Linked DNA regions of Mus musculus: region 2 is linked to region 1. The links are chromatin loops, found by intact Hi-C in ENCODE. Cell type or tissue: gastrocnemius. All regions are shown on one strand. Each heading gives the region's core, and the rest is flanking DNA. Links, peaks and the distances in the headings are about the cores only.

What was found. A loop is a pair of places that touch in the nucleus more often than their neighbours do. Peaks named below come from ENCODE experiments on the same cell type or tissue, not always from the same donor. Only the 100,000 strongest peaks of a DNase experiment are listed, where the experiment ranks them.
Region 2: it touches region 1 in a loop (2.1-fold over the local background); 2 of 42 quality-filtered maps call a loop at or near these places.

Annotation. Positions count from the first base shown.
Region 1 is chr13:101,983,871-102,000,940 of GRCm38, reverse strand. Gm41044 (a long non-coding RNA gene) reads left to right here. Exons shown (of 2, transcript XR_873880.1): 2 at 1,639-2,280. Among named protein-coding and RNA genes, the nearest start is that of Gm41044, 22 kb to the left of the region's middle. In gastrocnemius, for the core only: no CTCF peak of the experiment used is centred there; a DNase peak (open chromatin) is centred at 8,953; H3K27ac peaks cover 774 bases.
Region 2 is chr13:101,732,409-101,740,408 of GRCm38, reverse strand. All of the region lies in intron 2 of Pik3r1 (phosphoinositide-3-kinase regulatory subunit 1), which reads left to right. Among named protein-coding and RNA genes, the nearest start is that of Pik3r1, 32 kb to the left of the region's middle. In gastrocnemius, for the core only: a CTCF peak has its summit at 4,500 (motif pointing left); DNase peaks (open chromatin) are centred at 1,417 and 4,525; H3K4me3 peaks cover 1,896 bases; H3K27ac peaks cover 7,172 bases.

The DNA of each region.
Region 1 (17,070 bases), core at 4,205-12,204:
TTTTTACAAGGTCTTATGTTATTCAGCATCTGTAGTAAGGATGTTAATATACACTGGTATCTCCATGGTTTTCAACAGAACCAATTTTTTTCTTATTCTAAGTTTTGAGATTACCTTTGACTATGCTTGGGGGTTTAGTTTAGCTTTCTGTGTGCTTTATTACTTCAGGATCCAAGTTAAAGGAGAAATGTCTATCTGAGGTATGTTATGGTCCTAGAACAGTACAGGAGAGCAAGAAGCCTGCCAGAGACTCATGTAAAACTGGCAGAGCCGTATGGTCATGCCCTTCATAAGTAGCAAGAGAAGATATGTATGCTACCAGAATAAACAAGGACAAAAAAGCAAAGATGTCCTGTACAACAATATCACCAACTGGATGTTACATTAATATCTTAACAGTAACATGCATTACTCTACACCATTAGTTACATTAATATATATTTTAATTATATTCACTAAATACACTGTTGAAGATGGAATGTATAATCTGTTTGTATTGCACATACAGGAGTTTTATTGAGGCCTCATTCACTCTTCTTACTTCTAGGTCTTCGGTACTTTTTGTACACTCACCATCTAAATTGTTCCTAGATACTTGGAACATACCAAGTAGATTTAAATAACCCTGTACTTAAACTGTATATAGGATCTCACTACAGTTGAACTATTAAATTCAGGAGGGCCTGAAATTATTGATTGCTTTTATTTCTGATATTTATATTCATGATGCCTGGTGAGAATGGCATGCAGTTTTCTATTCTTATATTTGTATAATTTGGGTATTGTGCAAACTAGAATAAAAAAAATGCTAACTTCTGCAACATTGAAACTTCAAACCATAGCAGTGTGTTATAGTAAAAAGTATCTCAGCTCAGGCAACATCAAATCTGATTTTCTTTGACTCCTAGCAATAATCCATACATTTATTTTTCTGCCATTTTCTTGGGCCTTGACTGTTTCCTACATCTATCAGGCATGGTCCTAGGGACAGGAAAGAATATCTTGCAGACCACAAAGGAAGGATCAAAGATTGAGACTTGAAATTGGAACCTTTTTATCATAACCACTCAATTTATACAAGCAACACCTGAGTTGTATAAGCACACTCTGAAAAACTTACAGTGAATTCTTCAGGTTCTCTTAGTAGGTTGCCTCCCTACCATGTGCAAGGCTCTAATACCAAGTCCCAGTTCTGAAAGGGGAAACTTAGAATCAACTCTTACATAAATGTGTGATAGAGCTTTCTGCTAAAGCCTCTTGAACCAGATTAGGACAATTTTAAACTATTGCTTACATTTATCGAATAACTATAGGGGTATTGAGGTTTTTTTACTTGCAACTGATTTATAGTTTTATTTGTTTATGTTGGATATTTTGCAAGCTAAACTAAATAATGCTAACTTCTGCAACATTGAAATTTCAAACCTTAGCAGTTCATTGTCATAAAAAGTTTCTCAGTTCAGGCAATGTCGAATCTGATTTTCTTTGACTCCTGGCTAATTTCCACAACTTCCATTAAAATCAGTAATATCAATGTTTGCACAAAAAACATTAATGTTTTAAAATTTTTATTATTTTGTTTATTAGATCTTCTATGAACCTCTATAACATAAAAAAAATTTTTTTTCATATTACCAGCATACACTGGCACAGAGTAAACATTACCATTTGGGAATGTGGTAACGGAAGAATAAGAAGAAAAGAGGAAGATGCCGAAGACCAAAACCCAACAAGGGGGGAAATATTCCTGCAGCTCCACGTCCAGGATTTGAGATGTCTGATGAAGTTATCTGGACCAATATTGGCTCAAGTAGTCCTACTTTTTCAGTTCTGTTACCTGCAACATCTATTGCCTCTCTTGGTCAGCCCCACTCCATGCCAAGAGTATTCAGTTACTGTCTCAAGCTTTTGGCCTCTCCAACATCCTGGAGTCTTTATGTAAACTTCACAGCATCTCACAGCAGTCTTCAAGGACCTTTGACCCTGCCAGACACTACTTTCTGGCACTATAGAGCAAATCTCCGTGACTCCTCTAAATCATATGTCTCTCATCATGCTTATGAAACCAGTAGCAATGTGGACAGTCATACCAAGTTCTGTGGCCAACTTCGAATAGTATAAAACCTTGTACCTTAGACCATATCACCAGTGATCTCTGTATGCTCTGTGGACTGAATCTACAAGATCAATTTTTTAGGAAGTTATTTTTCATCAGGGAATCCTTTCAGCTACATTCTTGGTTTAGACTTTTTCCTTTCAAATAAATTTGCATTTTCATTAGTTGGAGCCTTGAGTGGGCATGCTCTGGTCCAAAAAGCACCTTCACTATTGCTCCATGCACAACAGGACGCATCCAAATTGGGTTGGTTTCTTTACACTTCAGTTTTTAATCACTTGTCCTGCAAATTTAAACTTGCTTGTGCTCTTCTACTTGACAAATTGCACTTGTTTTATAAATGACAACCTCAGTTTCTTTTTTACTATGGATGGGAGTAAAACCAGAAAGCTATAACATGCCTGACTACTGGCCTGCCTTGTAATTAGTCCATTACTTTAAGTTAAACCTCACTAAAGTTCTCAGGAGAGAGACAGAATGAAGATAGACTTGGCCAGAGAGGAACACAAATGATTTCTAGTGAAGCTCCTAATAGAGTCCTGGATCCCCTCTTAAACCTTAGGAACTGGGAATCCATTGTCAACATTTCTCTTAAACCTTATAAATTCCCCACCAGAACCATCCCCTGAGCTCTGCTTACAGCATTGCATGGCTTTTCCATCCCAGAGTTCCAAACTCTTCCATTGCCACCCTGAATATCAGTCCCAAGAGACTAAGAACTACATGGTAGCATCATGATCCCACTCTCTGCTACAGATATTTTTTTATTAATTATCTTTCTCCATGCTGTGAGAGAATTTCTGGGAAAAAAAAAGACCAACAACTTCTAGAGAGGTAGGCTTTATTCTGGCTTGTAGCATGAAGGGATACATAATCCATTGCAGTAGAGAGGTGTGGACACAGGAGTATGAGGCAGCCACTAGGTGAGTTAGCTTGAGATGTAATACCCCAGGACCTGCCCTCCACCACCCACTTCCTCCGGGAAGGTTCCACCTCCTAAAGATTCCACAGCCTTCCCAAAGAGTGCCACCAAGTGTTAAACACATAAGATTCTGGAGGCCTTTTCTCAGTCAATCATAAAGTTGGTCAGCTGACTACTTAGTTTGCATGTAGATAACCAGTTTCTCCAACAACATCTGTTAAATAATCTCTCTTTCCAAGTGTGTTGCCTTTGCTCATTTGCCAAAGATCAGTTGATTGTATTTATAGATCTATTTCTGTGTTCTTTGCTCCAATCCATTGGTCTGTTTGGTCTTTTGCCAACACTGCACTGTTTCGATTACTACAACCTTCTACACGGTCTTAAAGTTGAGTAGAGTGATTCTTCTTAACTTGGCTCAACACTGAGTTGGCATCCTGATGTCTTGTTTGGATTTTTTTCCTCATATAAATTTCATAATTAGTTTGCTGCTATCCACAAGATAACATGCTGTAACTCTGACTGAGACTCCATATTGCTGAATCTTGTTATCCATGGACTTGGGATACCTCTCCATTTACACAGCTCTTTATTTCATGCATCAGAATTTTGTACATATTTTTTTAAAAACTGGTAACTAAGTATTTATCTTGAAGAGATGAGTGTGAATGGTATTATGTACCTTTAAAAATTTATAACTCTTTTCATCCATTGCTATTATATAGAGGAGTGATTGACTTTTTCCATTTATTATATATCATAGAACTCTGCCATGCTCACCTTCTAGATCTAACAGTGTTTTGTTGATTATCTCAGACTCTCTACACATATAATCATATGATATGTGAATAAAATAGTATTTCTTCATTCTCAATCACAATACCATTTATTTCACCCCTATTTTTGGTCTTTCTCCCCCCCCCCCACAAAGAGTTCAAGTGGTAATTACTATCGTTCATCTATTAAGCAACATCATACAATTATAATTTCTACTGGTTCTATTGAGGTCTGATATTCATTTCTGTTGCTTTATTAGGAAACTTTATTGTCTGACTTTAAGAATTTCCACTTTACTTTCCTCTCATAATTATGTTCTTGAGCTTACATTGAGCATCAGCATTTATTCCAGCTTTTTGGCCATCCTGAAGTATAAATCCTAATCTCTGGCCTAAGTTTCTGGTCATGATTTTCCAGTTCTCACCTTCTTTCCTACCTTGTACCTTCCGAGCTGTGCCGTGGGTCAAGCTGAAACATCACTCTGGTGTGAATGGCCAGTGTAATCAACATACTTCACGAGTTACTAGATTTTTTGGCCTCTCCCTGCCCTGAGAAACTGTTAAGGAAGAGATGAGCTTCCTCCTTGAATGCTGGCTTCAGCAGTTGTGCCTCCCTCACGGTAGGAATGCGTCCTCATTAAAGGCTGTCTGCACTTGGGGTGGGTGAGAAGCTTTGCTCTTTCTTGCGCTGTGTAGGTGGTAATGAGAAGAGTTACCAAATGACACATTTGTTGGCAGCCCAGCTTGTCTTCACCCTGTCACACCCTGGACCACAAAGCTTTCGAAGCGATTGCACCTGTTGACAGAGGGGCCATGAACACAGCCTGCAATGGCTCAGCTTCTCTCCAGCAGAATAGCCTGTTCATCTTTAGGTTCCCACTCAGCAGCCTTAACCCCATGGGTGGGACAGGAGGTACAATGGCTTTCAAAAAAAAAACCATGTGCTGCTATGAGTGGTTAACAGGCCTTTGAGGCTTTCCAGAGGAAAACAAAGGATAGCGCCTTCCTTCCTCTCAGAATGTTCAGCACACTGCCCTGAAATGTGTCTAGCCAGCTGGTCAGGGAAACAGGTGTCAGACTTATAGCAAAATATTGAAGCCATGCTATGTTTTTTTTTCTTTCATATCTATTAGATAGCTTCATTCCAAGCTTTTATCCTTAAAAGAAAAAGAAAAAAGAAATTGGGCAGCTGTTACTCCGAATCTACACATAATATCATCTATGGTACACCCTCTACAATTCCATATAATCTAACAGTATGATTCCTATAACTTCAAACTTCAAATGTCAGTTCACAATGATTTTAGCTTTCAGAAACTTTCTACTCAGCACTATCCATTACAGTACCCACTGTTGGTAATTCCTTCATCCAGCCAGTGGATTTCACAAGAAATTGCCACATCCACTTACCATATTCTATTGAGTACACCCTATCACCTGTCAGTCAGGGGACTGGGTGTGAGGCGTATAAGGATATAAGTCCTGTGCAAGAGCCTTTCCTGAGGGCAGCTGTGATTTGCATGGTAGAAACAGAGCAGAGTTAGCTACACAAATAAAAGAAGTTCAACCTGCGATAGTTACTTTGAGGGAAGTATATGTAGCTGAGCCTAGCCTGCAAGGTTGTGACTATGACCCTTTTATCTTGCTGTCCCTAGCACTTAGGAGACAGCCTGACCTATGACAGGTGTAGAGAGGGGAGGTGGTAAGGAATGTTCACATGGATCAATCCCTCAGTGGAAGAGATAAACTTCTTTGAGAAACAGTTACATTTTACAGAAAATACAGAAAGTACCACATTCTTGGGGACGCTTTGCATTTAATATCCAGTTCTGTGCTTTTATCTTACACTGAGCCAACCTAGAAGCAAGAGTAAGTGTTATGGAAGAACAAAAATCCTGCTTTTCCTCGTTTTCTTCTGGTGAGACACAGTGGAGCGGGGCTGCAAGCGTAAAGCTGTAGAATCAGTGCTAAGAACATCCTATGTGTCCCAGGAAGCTTTGCTGATAATTAAGTTCCCTGTTCTCAAGTTACTTGTCACCTTCCTTTTAGCTGCTGGAACAGGAACAGCATGTTTCAGTCTTTACTGCCCAAGGACTAAATGAGCAGCTGTGTTTTGTCCCTGTCCCGTCCTCCTGGACCCTTGCCTGGTTCTCAATTGCTTCCTTAAATGTCCTGTCAATTTGGAACCTCCCCCAAAAAAACACTGGCTGGAACAGTGCTCGTATCTCTAGGCAGGTCTCATGACCTCCTCAGGTGACGCACAGTCTTCATGGTGGTGGAACTTCTGGTGGCTAAGTGGCAGGTACCCTGGGAGAGATGTGGGCAAGCAAAGCTTTGAAAACCTGGGAAATCGTACTGTTTGAGGGGAGCTGAAATGGAATAATTATCACCTCCAAATGACTGCTGCACAAGGCAGACGCTGAGACCCCAGAGTTGACATCAATAAGCTAGTGGTGTGGGAAATAGCTGACCCAAGGCTAGGCAGGCGGGGTACACAGGGAGACAGCCTCTACTCAAATGCTCAATGGCACCACTCTTCCCGGCAACTCTGCAGCACTGACTATAAAAGTCCTTGCTAGAAACTGAGAACCACAAGAGCATGTTACATGATAATGAAGCACTTTTATGGGTCATGGGTCAAATACATGGATATTATTATAAAAGGAAGGTATGACCTCTACTCTGGGGAAAGGAGAAAAACAAACATATACCACAGCCTTGTAAATGAGAAGAAAATGTAGAAAGTTTAAGCTACAGCCCTAGTATTTAATGAAAGAAGAAAATCCTGATGAAAGAGACATGATTGGTTGAGTGAAATAGTTCGCTTACAGAAGGACTGGTATTAAACGGCTGAGTCTCCTGACTCCCAGACTACCGTGCATTCCACTGTGTCACACAGGCTCTGCTTAGCTACGAGAACAACCAGGGAGCAAGTGCAGGAAACCCTGAGCTTGGGCTTTGTGCTGTTGCACACGAAGGATGCTGAGAAGGAGAGGGTAAGGATGGAAGCAGTGCACTTCATGGGAAGAGGAAGCTCTCAAAGAGTCATAGAAGAGTTGCAGTGTGTGTGTGTGTGTGTGTGTGTGTGTGTGTGTGTGTGTGTGTGTGTGTGTTTGTGTCTGATTGTATGTATGTATGTATGTATGTATGTATGTATGTATGTATATGTGCATTGTGTGTATAGAAAGAGTAGAAAAAAGGAGGGAAGGAAGGGAATCTGGGGCAAGCAGATGAAATAAGCCAGGTCTAGCTTTAGAATCCAATAAGAAGACCTAAAACACAAACTGAATGTGAGTGCTTCATGAGAACAGAGGAGAAATCACACAGAACATGTCGTGATATTCACCACACACAACTGAGCACCTCGTATATACCGCACTGGAGACAGACTAGGCAGATGAACAAGAACAATGCCCTATGATCATGGCTTCCCACTCTGTCACTCAATTCTTGATTCTAAAAACCAGGTATAGCAATAGAAAACAAAACCATGAGGAATGTTATCTGATCTTTATGGGAGATGATTGGACGACATGATGAGCACATGAGTAATTTCAAATAAAAAGATAGTTCTTGATCTATACTAAGGGATGCTCGTGTGACATCTGAATGACATTCACTGATACCAAGGATGGGTAATGGCTCCACCACACCTAAATAGGCTACCATCCTCAGCTCATGAAATTCATAGAGTAATTGCTGAAATTAATATTTCCTTCTCACTTTTTTCTATCTTTTCTTCCATTAAATATGCACAAAAGTAATGATCTAGAAGATAAAGTTCACTGTAGTGGTTTGAATATGAGTGGTCCCCCATAAGCTCATATATTGAAATCTTTGGTTCCCAGTTGGTGGAACTGCTTAGGAAGGATTAGGAAGTATGGTCTTGCTTGAAGAGGTTTCAAAAGCCTATGCCAGGCCAGTCTTCCACTCTCTACCTGCTGTTTGTGGATGAGGATGCGAGCTCTTAGCTACTGCTCCAGCACCATGCCTGCCTAGCAGCCTTGTTGCCAAGCTCTCTGCCATTGACGGTCAAGGATCTGCCCCTAGTTCTGTAAGCAAGCCCCCAGTTAAATGTTTTCTATGAATTGCCTCAGTTATTGTGTCTCTTCACACCAATAGGAAAGTATCTAAGACACCCATGTGCTCATATATTCCATTTTTATGTCAGCCTATTTCCTAATTCATTTATTTTTGACATGCACATTACAGAGTAGTCCACTATAAAATGTTCATGCATGAGTTTTTTTTTTTTGAAAAGGGATGCCCAAAATATTTTACAAATAAGGGCGTTACCTCAGAGTATTTGGATACACTCTTACTATGTAGTCAATAAGCATTCTTAGGGACAGCACCAAGGACTATGAAATTGATACTTCTTTCTTCCACATATAGTACACATGACTTTACTGTGGGAGTGACAATAGGCCAAGATAGTTCCCTTTTCTTGATGTCTCATCAGATGTGTAGAAGACCTGAGCCAGTGGACCACAAATCAGATATTTGCTCCCATTTCCAAAAGAAAGATCTTTCTAAAAACAAGCACTACCCTTGCCAATATATATAATGTTTTAAATCTAAGCATTCTTACTGAACAAATATATATGTGTGTGTGTGTGTGTGTGTGTGTGTGTGTGTATGTATATATATATATATATACACATATGTGTATATATATGTATATACACATATGTGTGTGGGAGAGAGAGAGAGAGAGATCTTTGGGGAAGTCCCTATATCATTTAGAATCTATTTTATTAGCATAAAAATGAGGGAGCTGAAAATCTCTGTGCCTCTGATCTTCTTCCTAGCCCTAATATTTTACAAGCTATGAAACTGTAAATTTCTCACACCAAACACTATATCCAATATATTATTTATATTATGTCTCTCATTATTACAGGAACATTTTATATGGCATGTCATTATGTAAGCCTTTATCACATTCATCAACATTTATTGAAGACCTCTGCTTGGTCAGATGTCACCACATGCTACCAGGAAGGAACGTGAAGAAGTCCACATTGTGCAGATTCCATTTGTGACTATGTGGCAATCTCAGATCACACACAGATTTTCAGTGTCTAACCATGCCTTGTCCTTCTGCCAGCCTGTCCACAGGAGTTGTCTTGCTCTCTGGTGGCTAGAAGCCTACTCAGTTGGCTGGAGGGAGATTTGTAGCACTCAAAGGCATGGGCATGAGGGAAGATTCCTTTTAGGAAAGTGATAGCACTGTGCACCATGGTGTTCAGGCTCTGACATGCCACAGATTAGCAGGCATGCCTCTGGAACAAGGCATGTGATGAGCCTTTGAGTCCATGTCCTAAATGGAGTCATATAGATGCACCTTTAGTTCCCTCCTCCATCTTTCATTGACCATTTGGCCCATGACATGAGAGTTAACTAAATTAACACACGTCAATTACTCAAAGAACATTTAGTACCTATGAGCATGACGTGTCTAAAATCTGTTGTTATCACTGGTGATATTTTTAGAGTTGTAAAGCCAAAGAGGTTCCCCCCTCCACAAATCTTCCAGTGGCAAATGCAACATTCAAAAATTGTTGACAAAAATTGAGCTACAAAGCAAACACTTGATTGCCCGATGCCTATGGCTTGTCCTGTTCACTTCTGAAAAGCCATATTACTTACTGCCAAGTATGCCACTGAGGTGATAAACTTAAGGTACAGGTGTCACATGGTATGACACAATTGGCACCACACATCGCAGCATGCCTCCTTCCTGCCAAAGGCCTCACGTAGATTTCCCATAGAATTGTAGAATGTTCTGGACTCAAAGTTCAATTACATGTGCAGACTTGAAAAAATTATCACGGAAACTTTTTCAGAATGTGCCTATATTATCTGTGACCTAGATACTCTCAGGAGTCAATAACTCATGTCGAAAACATTTTTCCTTTTTGCCTCTGTTTAGATTGAATCAAGTTTTAATTAAAGAAGTTAAGAATAGGGAGCTTGGGGCATGGCACATGCCTTTAATTTCGGCACTCAGGAGGCAGAGGCAGGTGGATCTCTGAGGCCAGCCTGATCTCCATAGTGAATTCCAAGATAACCAAGGCAATGTAGAGAGATCCTGTCTCCAATAAGAGGAAAAGAAAAGGAGAAGGAAGGAAGGAAGGAAGGAAGGGAGGGAGGGAGGGAGGGAGGGAGGGAGGGAGGGAGGGAGGGGGAAAAGTTAAGCATAGGCTAGTAAGATGGCTCAGTAGGTAAACATGCTTGCTATCAAGTCTGATGACCTGTGTTCGACTCCTAATACCCACAGGAGAGAACTAACTCCTGCAAGTTGTCCTCTGACCCCATAACATGGACCAGGTCATATGCATACACAACCCCCCCCCCTCCAATGAGTAAACAAGTGCAATAAAGTTATAAAAGAAATGTTCTGCTTTGTTTTAAGTTAAGGGAAATTATTGTATGCTTTGCATAGAAAAGTTATCTGTCATTCTTTGCTCACTGTTCCTCTGCCAACCTCATCTCATCAGAGATCATGTGATAAGAAAAATTGATCAATGGAGTAGTGTGGAACCTACATCATCACAGTGCTAGAACCATTTTGTGGAAGAAGGAATGAGTCCAAAGTTGTTTGATTTATGCAGACCATACATATCTGAGAAAAGTGATAGCCAGAGTAAGGGTTCAATGTTATCCCACCAAGCTTTTACTTGTGGGAAAAAAAGAGACAAAGATATTAATGGGGAATGAATCAAGAAACAAATCACAGCATTTCTACCACTCTCTAACAAAAGCTTCTGGGAGAAGTTTGGTGAACAAAATTTATAGAGGATACAGCAAATGACCAAACTATGTGGCATCTAGACCTAAGTAAGAATAAGGCTGCTTAGAGGCTCTCTGAGCTTCTAAGCCTTCTAAGCCTTGATGGCAACATACACAATTAAGTTCTTAAGACTTGGGCACTCTTACCATGTCTCAGAAGTACCTCAGATGGCACAGTCTGGCATGTTGATTAATATTACACCAATTTACTCAGGATCTACATATAACCCCAGAAGGGAAGAGCTGTGTTTGGGGTAGACACATTAAAATACATAAGCAGCCAAAGTCTGCGAGTCGGAGCAGCTTCAAAGACACCCAACACTAAGCACACCTCAAGAATAAATGGGTCAGGTGTGTGGATTTGTCCATTAGGATACCGACTAACTTTAAAATCTTACACAAATTACTTAGTTGTTGGGTTCTTCCTTGCTGTATAGACATCAGCCACTCAAGAAATGCAAAGAGAACCCTGCTGATGTGTGCACAGTAGTTACCACAGTACCTGGAGTCCATAAAGTTCCACTTTGACACGCTGAACTCCTTTGCATGAGACTTAACAGAGCTCAGCAGAGACTGGAGGAAGAGACTAGCAAAACCATAACCAGTGACCCTGCCCTTCTCCACAGCCATGAAATTAAAACACAGTGCTGTCACTGCCAGGTCCTTCCATGGCTCCAGGAACTTAGCCCTGCCTGAGGGATGCAAGGGAATGAAGTAAAGACAGAGACACAAGGAAATAGCTGAAGTCAGGCCTGGACTTCCTGACAAAGACAGCAGAGCCCTGCAAGCTGGTTGTCTTTGTTATATATAGTTGCATAGAGGCATAAGGTTATTGCATGCAGATAGACAAGGAGGTGAAGTTTATGGTACAGGGCTGCATCAGTGGGGCAGGTTTAGCTAATCACAGTAAAGGCAGTCTTTAGTCTGTAAAAATATCTGGAGAACGCTATAGTGAATATTCTCTGCACTTGGTGTCAGCATTTTCTCTCAGACCAAAAGCTTCATCACATCTCTGAGCCTAGGAATAGAGAAGGCTTTGACCCTTTCCTATGGGTCTGAGGTTTTGGAATTATTAACACGGCTGCACCCATGTCAACATTTGCTCAGGGCTTCACAAACCCAGGGCTTCCTCCTCAAGCTGAAATTACTGTGTAGGGTGGAGTCTATTTCCCTGTTCTGTGACATCCAGTTCTAGACTTGGAAGCATAAAGAAGGATAAATCATTTTCATTTGCACAAACTCCTGAAAACTAGTTTCAAAACCAGAGCCACACAAGTTGTATGCCTTGAAGTCCTCGGTCTCTGTGTCAGAGGACTGTGTTTTCCCCAGTGGGCTCTGCCATCTGACGTGTAGCTCTCCGTGGCTCCTCACTTTTTTAAACTGATGCTCCCTGTCAACCCCTCTGCCTTCGTTGACTTTATATCCTGGAGCTATTTGCAGTTTCAAGGCCCCACTGTGGCGTCCAATCAGAACACTTGGCAGCTTGAGTGTCCTACCTGAGGACTGGGTTGGAACAGGTTGTGACCCAATTTCTGTCTCCTGAGTGAAAAGTAGACAAACTGGTTTTTTTTTCATTTCCTGGTCTCTCCGGGTGGTGTTTTAATCCATTAGTTGAACATTAGGTCTTCTTCTGTGGAAGCACCCTGGAGACTCCCATTTCCTTCGAATTTGTGCATTTGAGCACAGCCATCTCAGTACACCTTGGTCACCTGTCTTTCTACTCAAAGCCATTGAGCAGGCCGGGTGGGCTGTTCTCCCTTCTCACAGCAGAGATGTCAAAGAAGTTTAGTCAGTAGGAAACATGTGGTATCAGATTTGACACAAGTTCAAGGATTCAGAGTCTTCATATTTGGTTGCTTATTTAAACCAAATTAAGTCCTAGCCTTTATTTCCTACCCGATTGAGCAGAAACTTAGGAATAAATACTATTGGCAATCTCCTCTGCCACTCACTTGCAGTCAGTGAATCATTATATATACAGAAAAATACTTCTGGTCTTTAATCCACTCCACATACTTTGGAAATGCAAATTCACTCAGTCTGACCCAAGTTCCTATAACTAGGGTAGGCTAAGGTGGGTAGTCTACAGACTCAGGCTAAGCATCTATCCAGGCCTCCATTTCATTCCCATCCAACAGCGACATTCAGGAGGGAAGCACGATTCTCATGATGCATGGGATTCACAGAGCCCTGTCTCCTTCCCTAGGGCCTTCCCTAGTCTGCTGTTTGTATCTTCACAGTCTCCTTGCTAGCGTGACTACCTCATCGTGAACTAGCCTGCCAAGGAGGACAGTTCTTGGGCACTACTTCAGCTTCCTGATGTACAGTGTGTAGCTTCCTGAACGTGAAAAGGGCAGCCTGCTCCTTAATCATTTTCTTGGAATGGCTGATAGCACATAGGGAAGACAAGACAAATGATCTCAGACCGTTTGCTGTCATTTCGTATAAACTCAGTGTACGCTGTGTTCTTATCTTATGCTAGTGTAAATAGCAGCAATGAACACCCTAGTGTATATATCCATTTCACTGTTCGTGATCAATGTTTTAGGGTAAGTTCTTAAATGTAGAATGATCTTGGCAGAAGATATCTACAACTAACATATTTAATAAATAGCAATAAAAAGCAATCAGGCGTGATTTCCTAGCCTCATGCATCTCTACCAAGCACAATCTGACAATATTTTAAAACTTTCTCAAGTTGATAGGGAGCCTCAAAACCTTGCTTTTATTTCTATTGTTTTGACTTCTAGTAAAGCTAGGAGTTTGTTCCCATAGATAACAATTTTCACCTAATTCTTTTTCTGGCTTATAATATTTTTAGTGTACTGAGGCTCATAACTAAGTATGAATCCCTATGGAATAAAAGTGCCCTCTAATGCCCCATAAAATTAGGCAAATTTTTGTGATCAATGACAGGATAAAATCAAAGTATTAAAATCTCCTATCATGAGATGGAAAGAAGGTTCAGTGTATTAGGGTGCTTGCCACAAAGTCTGACAACCTGACATCAATCCCCTGGACCTACTGGTGGCAGAAGAAAACCAACCCCCACAGTTGTCCTTCGACCAAGACATGCGCACGTACAATGCCCACTTGCACCCACTGATGAAGAACAGTAGGGAGAAGACCCTGCCAATCTCAGGGGAGACAGTCAGTCGTGGAGGAGTCCACACTTGCATCCTTCTCACTACCCAGGGCTAGAAGGGGTAAAGACCTGAGTCATGTGTGCTGACCAAAACCTCCTACAATCACCTAGTGACATGAGTGATTAGGGTGAAGGTTGTTTTTCTGACAATTGTCTTCCCTGTGTACATAATCTTTGGGCAATGTTCTCAATGTTTTTACAATACAGAAGTCTTAGACCAGCTTTTGAACCCACAGACACACTTTCAGATAATGGTGTATAATGTACAAAACAGAAAGGTGTATAAAAGAATCCAAACTGTATTGAAATACACTTCTCAAAATACCTTTAAATAAAAGTGAGATAAATGTTCATATAGAAATATTTATTATCTCATTTTATCTGTATGGGTGTGTGCTTAAGTGTATAGCACCCACATGCAGGAGACTGTGGAAGCCAGAGGAGAGAGTAGAGGTCTTCTGAGACTGGAATTTTAGATAGTTGTGAGCCTCCATGAGGATACTGGGAACCAAACCTGAATCCTCTGAAAAAGCAACAAGTTATTATAATGGGTGGGCCATCCTTCTAGACACAAATATTCTTATTTTTTTAACATAGCAATAAGGCTAACATGAGTCTCAAATTTGGGCACAATCAGGTGTACTCAGGGTGGTATGGCCATCTACAAGGCTCATACATTTAGAATTAATGCTGAAAGTAAATTATATCAGCACTAACCACACAATGACAGCACAGGTAAACACTAATATTGATGTCTTTTGTTGTCAAAATTCATCATTTTCAAGAATGCTAAGTTTCAATACAAAGTGTGAGAGGTTGAAGAAAGTAAGATATAATTTTTCCTGTTTCATTTGGGGCATTCAGAGCTCTTGGAGTATATTAAGGAAAGTTTGTGTGAGAAACTAAACGACTGATATTAACTGAGGGAAAATGGTACTTCAAAGTCTATCTTTAGAAGCCCCAGAAAATACACACACACACACACACACACACACACACACACACACACACATATATACATGGTTGTTATAAAGAAGTCTTACACTTTTTTGATTTTTTTTTTGACTTATTTACTTTACAAACTGCTCACTGCCCTCCTCATGGTCACCCCCTCCCACAGCCCTTCCCTCATACCCACTCTCCTTCTCCTTTGAATAGATAGGGGTCTCCCTGGGTATTTCCCCCCTTGGCACTTCAAGTCTCTGTGAAGCTGAGCACTTCAGCTCCCACTGAGGTCAGACAAGGCAGCTCAGCTAGTAGAACATATCCCACATACAGGCAACAGCTTTTGGAATAGGCCCTGTTCCATCTGTTCAGGACCCACATGAAGACCAAGGTATCTGCTACAGATATGTAGGTCTAAGTCCAGCCTGTATATGTTCTTTGGTTGAAGGTTCAGACTCGAGAGCCCCAAGAGTGGGTGGAACCTCTCAGAGGACAACATGCTCCTGTCATATGGTCCAGGAGTCTCGGAGTCTTACATTTTTATAGAGTCTTGTTTTAAGTATTGTTTTGAATTCCCCTACTGCCTGAAATACTATTGCTTTCTTGGTAGACAGACATTTACTCCAAGGATGGGACAGACACCAATAAGCTACTTGCTTGTCCACAAAGTCAACTGAGACTTTGGAGCTTACAAGCCTGTGGTTAGTACAAGGACTGAAGAGAAGGACAGGCAAACAATACTGGAGAAAATGTATAAACCAGTCCTGGTTCTTAGTGGGCTCCCCACCCCCCAATAAAACCTATATGATTCTTTGCCCATGAATCCTTCCAGAACTTTAGAAGGTAAAATACACTTGAATTCTTCTTCTATTTGCAACTTACTTTGCAGCAAAGAACGAGGAATTTCAACCATTTTGCTAATGGATGATCACTGCTGGTGCTTTCCTTATTGATATGAAATGTCATTCCTTTACTGAATCTTTACACAATATTTGTTTCTGCATTCTCTATTCAGTTTGTAGCTTATTTACTCCACAAAGTCTAGTTACTTGACTTTATGACTCATACAGTATTTGTTTCCTATGGATTACATGGGAAAAGAACAATCACATCTTATAATACTAGAGAAATGAGAGAAACAATAAGTACCCCTGTGGTATGACATCCTTTTGCATTTGTGCAACTTAGCATCTTCAGCGACGTTGCCCTTCCACATTGGCTGGAATCCCTTCTGGCTTCCTTGAGCTGCCTCTTTAACCCCTTACCTTTCATTTCTCACTGGTCCTGCTTTGATTATCATAAGACATCTGGTTCTAAACCTTGTGACTATGCAGCTATTTTTCTAAGTAAAATATGATTTAGTTATAACCACATAAAAGCAAGTACATATTGTATCTAATACTTCTAAGGAGATGTTATTGGCACAAACTATGCTTTTAATAAACTCAATGTAGCTGGAATAATGGACATCTCTACCTTGAATCTTTGAAAATATTCACTACTTAAGACCCTTTCTGCCACCTCTGCCATCATTTTACTATTTATAATGTCACCTTAAATACCACTTAGTCAGAGAGTAAATAGATATCATCTTATAGGTGCTCCTCATGCATAATAATTCTAATTATATAAATTACTTTTTAATTATCTTTTAATATCTCTCTCCATAATCTATGCTTCATGATGGCAGTGATCATGTTTGCTTCAATACGCTCAGTGCCTAACTCAGAGCCTAGCCCTAACACATAGTATGACTTTTATAATTTTTGTAACAAAACATCAATTCTTATCTTCAACAGGGGGATAACATTACAGCAAGTTATAAGCTTATTTCAAGGTCAGCATGCCTGAATACAAATCTGTCTGTACCTTTTATTAGCTGTCAGATCTTAGACATATTACTAATTTTGTCAGCACCTCACTTTACATATCTGTCAAGTGAGGACAGCAGCATGTGTGGGAAAAGGCTTTCTGAAGACAAAGCATGTAGCATAGCCAAGTCAGCTACTCTCATCATGCTCATTCTGGGGGAGGAGGCTGCTTGAAGAAAAATAAAGGTAAGGAATGGAAAACTTTAAAATATCTCACTTTACAGCAAGTTCTTTCCTATATTTTTTCAACTGATGGTAATACAAAAAAAAATCCCCCAAAAGAAAAATTGTTTCAAATGAGTCGTGATTGGCACAGATTCCTCTAAGTATGAATTCCCCACTAAATGATAAGAGCTAGGCACACATTCTTCCTTTTGAAGCATACAAGCTGATTCTTTTAGAGAAGAAGGGGAAGAAAAAAAAGAAGATGATGAAGAAGGAGGAGGAGAAGGAAAAAAAGAAGGAGGAGGAAGAGGAAGAAGAAGAAGAAGAAGGAGAAGGAG
Region 2 (8,000 bases), core at 1-8,000, 260 kb after region 1:
CCCTCCTTTTTAGGAATCGGGTATCCCCAGTACTGGGGTCAGGCTCCTCATCACGCCTCTGAGGTAGGAAGTGCACGGAGCCCAGGCTTACCCACAAAGCCAAGCCACAGCTGAGCATTTCCCACTGTGGAAAGTCCTTCCTGTGTTTGTCACCCATGGACTCAGCCCTTAGTGTCTGGGTCAGTTGAATGCCTATCCAGGGAAAGCCAGTGGTTTGGCAGAGAAAACTGGATCTAAGTGGGAATAAAATTTGTTGACCTCTGCCTCAGAGGGTCACATTTTTCATTTATATTTCACACGAGTCATCATAAATTACAGTGCTTATAGATAAAGAAGACTTCCTCCTTCCTCCCTCTCCAGACACCACATAATGGAAATTGCAAGTTTCTACAGAAAGGCCGATACTGCTGCCTCCTCCTCTTCTTCCTCCTCTTCCTCTTCCTCCTCCTCTTTCTCCCCCTCCTTTTTTTTTTTTTTTTTTTTTTTTTTTGTAAACTAAACAAAATGTCAGTCTCTGATGAGACTTGCTTCCTGCCAGAATTCCCACTGGTCTACTGTCACAGTTTCCACAAAGGGCCAAGATGAAGGAGGGAAACCCATTTTGAACCCTGTGCTCTTCTGTATTATGGGAAAGCTGCTTTCTGCCTCAGGATGGGGAGAACTGTTAAGTTCTAAACCTTAGTGATAGGCACGTAAGACCTACTGGATTCTAACTGCTGAAGGAGAATGTCGATTAAGGCAAGATTTGTTCTGCTGCTGCGATCAGACATATAAAACTTTGCAAAGTTTTGTTGTTCATTTCCTGTTTAAGAAAAAAAAAATCACCCTGTCCTATGAACTCCCAGAAGATGAGAAGATTTTCCTCAGAGAAAATTCAGTTCTGGGAAGAGCCCTCCATAGAGGTCATAACCTACAAAATTCTTGAAGGGAAGTTTCAGTGAGAAGAGGGCAGGGACGGTTGGGAAGCTCTGAGTGCTGCAGTGGGTGACTGGTGTGTGAGCCCCTGCTTTCTTGAGCTGCAGCCTTCATGGGACGTGTAACACACATCTGCAGAAATTTTGGGGGAAATTAAAAAAAAGAAAAAGAAAAAGAAAGAACAACATGAAGTTGGGAGAAGTGTAGTGGAGGCGAGGAAAGAGTGGACTTTGATCAATGTATATGCAGGTATAACTATTAAATAAAATATTAAAAAATAGATTTCTGTTTCCAGCACAGGGCAGGAATAGCCTAGCTAAGTAGGAGTTTGCACCAGTAGTTGTATCTTTCCCAAATGACTGCTGGAGAAAATAAGTGTAAGCCATTGTCAACAGGTTGTGGAAGAGACTGGTTCAGCATGCTCGCTACCAAAAACTCGCCTTGCTGCGAGGCTGGCCCCAGCCCCAGCCTTCCACATAAAGCAGGTGCTGTTCGGATCAGAGGCTGATCATCCTTGGCACCCAGAGTGGACAGCCTGCCAATTGTTGCACAATCGAGTGGACCCAAGCGACAAAGGACTGCTTAATTGAAAGTGTATAAAATGGTTCCTTAGTTGAACCTTAGTGGGTCACACCCTTAATCCCAGCACTGGGGAGGCAGAGGCAAATGACTCTCTGAGTTTGAGGCCAGCCTGTTCTATAGAGTGAGTTCCAGGACAGCCAGGGTCACACAGAGAAAACTTGTCTCAACCTCCCTCTGCCGTCAAATAAAATGGTTTCTTAGGCTTCATGGACAATTGAGTAACCCCATAACCCCAGTTTCCTTTCTTTATGGTCACTACCTAATCCTCTGGGATCAAGCATAAAATATTCTGGTCTCTTACAGTGAAAAGATTAAACAGCTGAAGTTTAAATTAAATCATTAATTTGGAGTTTTCTGTGACTACATTCATTATATTCTCTGTTGGGATTACGTTCCTGTGGATTTGACAGATACATAAAAGTGACAATATGTGCTTATCAAGGGCAAATAAAAGTTCTGCACGCTGAAATCCTGAGTGGTGTTTTTAGTTTTCTGTTTATATTAAAACCTTTTAAAATTGAAATGATTTAACGAGGTTTTCTTTTTCTGGATACCTAGTAGAAGAAAAAATCAGAAGCATGAAGCAATTGAGTATATTTACGTGGAGACAGGCCTGAGTGATGGAAATTTTTTTTTTTTCTTTCAGTAGGATTTAGCAGAAAGCATGTGTCGAAAGTCTTACCTAAATGGGTCATAATTAAAGACGTTGGGGCTTATTTATTTTAATTAGAAATATTAAGCTACACTCAGTGGGCTTCATGGAAAAAATTTTTTTCTAATTGCATATTTTATTTTACGTCAAGTAATAAATTAAATTTTTGTGGGTACCAAAAAGACGTTTTAGCTTTAACCACAATCATAACTCATGCTAAATATATTAATGTTGTGTTGATTAGCTGGCTAACTGTTTCTGGAGAGTTAACTGGTGAGACCTATTGTTGTTGATGTTTTTCGTTTTCCAGTAATAGTGGCAGAGCAATCAGTGTCCTTTCTGGAGAAAGGTTCTCGTTTGAGTTGCTCTGATCAATACAGGTGACTAGAAGCAGAGGTAAAGAGCAGCGCTTACTTCTGCTGTGTTCTCTTTAAAACTCTGTCAGATGCTGTTGTTGCGTTGCCCCTCCCGTGGGTTTGACAGAGTTTCTGGGAAATCCACAGAGGCAACTCTCTCAGCCTCTTACGAAAAGGGGCAGAATGGAAGGGGGAACTCACTCACAGTTCCTGTCGGGATTAAACCGGGCATCCAAGTGGCGCGCCTCAGGTTGACTCTCAGACCTAGCTGCTGTCTCTGGGATGGAAGATCCCATCTCAACATCCTCCATGTATAGCACAGAACAATCCTTGTTACCCATCTCGTTTTCTCGCCAAAGAGAATCTGTAGAACAAAGCAATTTAGACTACTCAAGTACATTGGCCATTCCCAGTTGTCTTTGACAGTTCTTAATTAGAGTAAAAACGGACACAGTCAGCAGTAGGAACAGTTTTTCGGGACATTTGGGAATTTGTACAAATATACTTTAGAGGAAAAAAAAAAAAAAAGAAAGACAAACTGTTTGGCTTCTGCATCATTTATTATGTGTGCGCCCTTGAATCTGGTGTAAAGTGCCTGGGATGAAGATTGGTTTCTGCTATTGTACAGCCAAAGGGGTAGCCATTGCACTATGGTCTCAGTTACATGGTGAACTTGTAAATAAGTCAGGCATTAAAAACTTCCAGTGGCATCCTTGGCTGAGAGTCCGTCTTAGTCACTGTGAAGTATTTGCTGCATGACCTAAAGATGGTACCATAACATACATAGCCTTGGCTTTCTCATCTGTAAAATGGGATCGATGGCCAGGAATGAGCTGTGTGGGAGCTCTCTCAGACACACCTCCACTCCCAGAAGACCCCAGGACCTAAGGCTCATTGATGATAATTCTCAAAACAGAAAGGACACATTGAACACACACACACACACACACACACACACACACACACACTCAGTGTTTCTTAGACTTAAGTGATATGTTTGAACCTGACGAAAATGAAAGGAATTGAGATTGCCCGGCCACAGGAAATAGAGGCCAAGGGCCAAGTTAAACAGCTGAAACCACGCACAAAGCAGGAGATCATGGGAGATAGCAAACGCTTCGACGCTCTCTTTGTCGGTGTTTGAGGGAGAAATGACAGCAGAATTGTCATGTTTAGACCAGCTGCCTCTTCTACCTCACCTGAGAGTTCTCCTCCTCGTCCGTGGAAGGCAGACAGGACCAGCTGTGTTCTGTGGCAAAATGCGTTTTTCTCCACAGCTCGGTGCTTTCCCAGGCGCAGGCACCCTGGAACCTGGAATGGTTTCGTTTCTTAGCACAGAGTTTTCATTTAACATGGAACATTGTTGCTTGAATGATGCTCATTAGGAGTCTCTACTCATGTTTTCCTTTGCCTGCTTCAATAGTATCTAGTTCTGTTTTCTGTTTGTTTCTTGTTTTGTTTTCCAAGACTGTTCTTCTTTAGTCCTAGGAGACTAATACTTTACACACACACACACACACACACACCCAAGCTGACCTCTAAACTCATGATAATCCTCCTGCCTCAGCTTCTCTAGAGCTAGAATTATAAGTATAGGCAATCAGGCCCAACTGTTTGTGCCACTTAGGTATAAACCATTCCAGGGTCATGGATCTGTTAGGCAGAGTTTAGTTGACTCCATACTGTATCTTCAGAGGGCATAGTACTGGCAAAACCATACCCAGAGCTGCAGTTCACTTCTGCTTTGTCCATTTAGTGTGTCCATTTCCTCTTTGAGGAAAACCTTTGGTTTTTCAGAACTCCATTTTCCTTTACAAAGTCAGAGTTGCAATAGCAAAATAACTTAAAAATATTTTGTTTTCTTGCTCACTAATTCATTATGAAATAGCTCAATGCTTAAAAGGAAAAAAAGAAAAAATGTGCTGGGTCTTGGTGGGAGGGAGGACATGCCTGCCTGCCTGCTCTGAATCTGATTCTCCTGCCCAATAGAGGTTGCCATCTATTGGCCAAAGAGAGAAATAAAATGAAAAGTTCGGCCCACGCTCCAGGTGGTGCGATGGTCACGGAGAGGTTCTTTTGGTAAAGTTCTTGGCTAAAATATATGAAAATGCATGATTCTTTAGGAACCTTAAGCCCAGGATCATTGGCCGTAGCCGGTCTCTGTAAGTCATGATAGGTATTTAAGAAGTGGCTACATAGCTCTTTTAAATGCATATTTCTTGAGACCACCAGAATTCCATTTTAATGAAATATTAAATGGAGTTTTAATTAGACAAATTGATGGCTGATTTTGTAACTCTGTGGTTGGTTTGGGCTTTCTTTCATTCCAGCCTTTGGAATCTGGTATTTCCTGCCCAGCTGACATGAGACAGGCTCTGTAGAACGGGCAACTGGTGGCTCTTGGTGCTGGGATCTGGTTAATTTGACCATGTGCACTATTTAGAGGTTTAAGTAGTGGCATCTCTCCAGAGTTGTATAATGTCATAAGGTGCATTTGACAAAAAAAGGGAGGTGGTTCGTGGAAAATTCTCAAGCAACTGCAAACAGGGGAAAGAGTTCCTTTGGTCTTGGGTGGACACACACACATACTCACCCACTCCACACTCCACACACACACACACACACACACACACACACACACACACAAACACATAGGACAGCTTGAACTTAGAAAGCACCAGTATAACAATTTTTATTATTAATAACACATCATTTTAAATTGACTTCTCATCCCTAATATCTGAAAATAATCTTATAAATCCTGAAAGCTAAATTGTATATACATTAGTGCTTTACTTAATATGCCTCACCATGGTGTGTGTATGTGTGTGTGTGGTGTATGTGTGTGTGCGTGTGTGTGTGTGTGTGTGTGTGTGTGTGTGTGGTGTATGTGTGTGTGTATGTGTGTATGTATGTGTGTGTGTTGGGTAGTATCCTAACCAACTATGAATAAGGCTCACAGTCTAACCTTGTGGTTTTATTTCTTCCTTACCTGCCTGTTCATATTTGGAGTGTGAAGCTTTTTTAAATGCTGTGTACTACCCAAGTAATCATTTGATACCCTGGATTCAGGCATTTGACGTTCAGTTAATTAATTCCTGTGCCTTCCACTGTGAACTAAGAACGATGACAGCTAAAGAAGGAGGCGGTACAAGAGAAACCAGGAAACCCATATGTTATTTGCTTCCATTTTCACATAGTACACCTATATATGTGTGAAACAAATATATAAACTGTTACAAAGCAGCATATTGATGAATTGAAATGAGTGGAGCATGATACGAGCAAGAAGCCGGCAGGAGAACGGTTGGAGTGGGGCCTAGAGAAAGCAGAGTTTTTGAAGGAAGCGAGACATGTTTATGTGTTCTGATACAGGTCAGTATTAGGCTCACCCTGAATGGCTTAATGTCATGTGAGCAGTGGGGAGAAGAGAAAGGGCAGCATCATGGAAATGGTTGAGGCATGGGCATCTCCTGTGGGCAAGCCGAGATGTATTGTTGAGGTCAGGCTGTGTAACTTCCTTCTGAAAAGGCCCTGCCCATTTACCAGTCATGATACCTTTCTTTCACTTCTATTTTTGTCCCTTCCTTTAGGAAAAGGACTAGATGCTTACTCGTTAGTTAAAACTCAAAGTCATTTTCCTGTTCTGGTTGCTTTTGTTCCTCGAGTTTGAGAAGAATCGAATTAGGTCCGCGTGAAACATTTGGTCCCTCTGTCAAGTTTCCATTTTCCTATTACCTGATATGTCTTTCTTTTTAAAATGCTGTCCCCTCTCATCCACCAGATCTGTATCGTGGTGCCCCTCCTTGGTCTTTCCCTTTTGGATAAAGGCAGATATACTGAGCTTTAAAATTCTGCCTGGATAGATTATCTGCTCTGGCACAAAGTGGCCCTGTCATAAAACCCAGAATTGAAACATCCAGTATTGACGTCTTTAAATTCAGCCTTACTTTTAAATAATACTGGACTGGGTTGTTGGACATCATCATAACTAAACTGTTTCTCTAGACGATGTAGGTTAATCCAGCAAGCCCTTCTAGGAATTCTGTTGCAACTGGTACCCTGTACTACCGGACTCCATTATAAATGATTTAACCTCCTATAAAGCTGCATTTTAATAGGTGTTTATAGGCATCACTTACCAAGTATTTCAAGGGCTCTTTAAATGAAAACTGCCAGGGAGGGAAGGGTAACACTAGCGTTTTTTCTCACAGTTATAAACATTCCCACATAAAACAGGGTTGGTGGACTATGGGTGAGGGAACAAATACTTAAGGCTCCATCTCCTACCGCTGACTTTCACTCGTTCCCACGATAACTGGAGAGAATTCCTTGGGAACTCCTCTTCACAGACTTGTGTGTTATGTGTTCATTCTGTGCCAGGACCTGGTCCTGGCCTGGATGCCTTGATCAAAGCTCATAACTTAATGGAGGGAAACAGAATGCTGGCCGTTCGGCCAGACAAGTAGTGTCCTTTAGGATTGGAGCTAAGCTGGAGGCACCTGTGTTTGAGGTGCCATGCCCTCCTTAGTCTCCTACGTATTCCTGCCAGTGGCTGACTTTTCTTTCTGGGGGGTAGACAGCTGGTGTTTGAAGTGGTAAGGTATCCCGTGGGATCTACACCTCAGCCATAGGCTCCATGGGATATGGTAGTGGAGACCCATGCTTGCTGTCTTGCCTTTGCTGCCTGCCCTCTCCTTCCGCCTGCTTGTGTTTGGCGAGCTTTGTCAGTTGCATGCCTGTGATGAAGATGGCAGGGCAGAAGACTTGACTATTTCTGTTGGTAACATACCAGTGTGTAAATTGGGAAGTTCCCTAAGTGCGTTCGATTTCTATATTCATTTGCTAAAATTTATGTGACCCATAATGTCATTGGTATGCCCATTTGCAGTGATGTACTATCATTAAAAGTGACTTTGGTGAAGTGGCTTTGGTGTCCTTGTCTGGAACCGTAACCTTCAGCTATAGAACACGCCGAGGGGAAACACATGTTTTAGATCTTACAATGAGCTTGGGAAATAGTACCCACATGTAGGCTGGAGACTTCCTGTGGCGGGCGACAGGCAGCCTGTGAGGAGAGCCTGCTTTGGGACCAGGACTGTTCCTGTCATCGAGTCCCGTTCCTAAGAGCGGCGCCCAGAAGGGTGAATGAGCTGCCCTGAAATCTTTAAGATTCCTTATGAGATTTCAAAATTGCGTTCATGAACATCACTCACTTGGAAGAAAATGGCTTGGTGTCCTCCTAAGACTGTGCACACACTACATTAATCCTGTGCTTTGTTCATGACTCCCGAGGGAGAAGGAAGATCAGTATTTAAGGCTCCCCCTCAAAACCGTCTGCCTCTGCTGGGTCACGGCTCCTACTGTTGTAGGAGTTCTTTCCTTTGTGTTTGTTTGTATTTTAAGATTATAATTACACAGCTTTTCTCTTCCCCCTCTCCCCCTTCAAACTCTCCTGTGTACCCCCTTGTTCTCTTTCAAATTCATATCTTTTT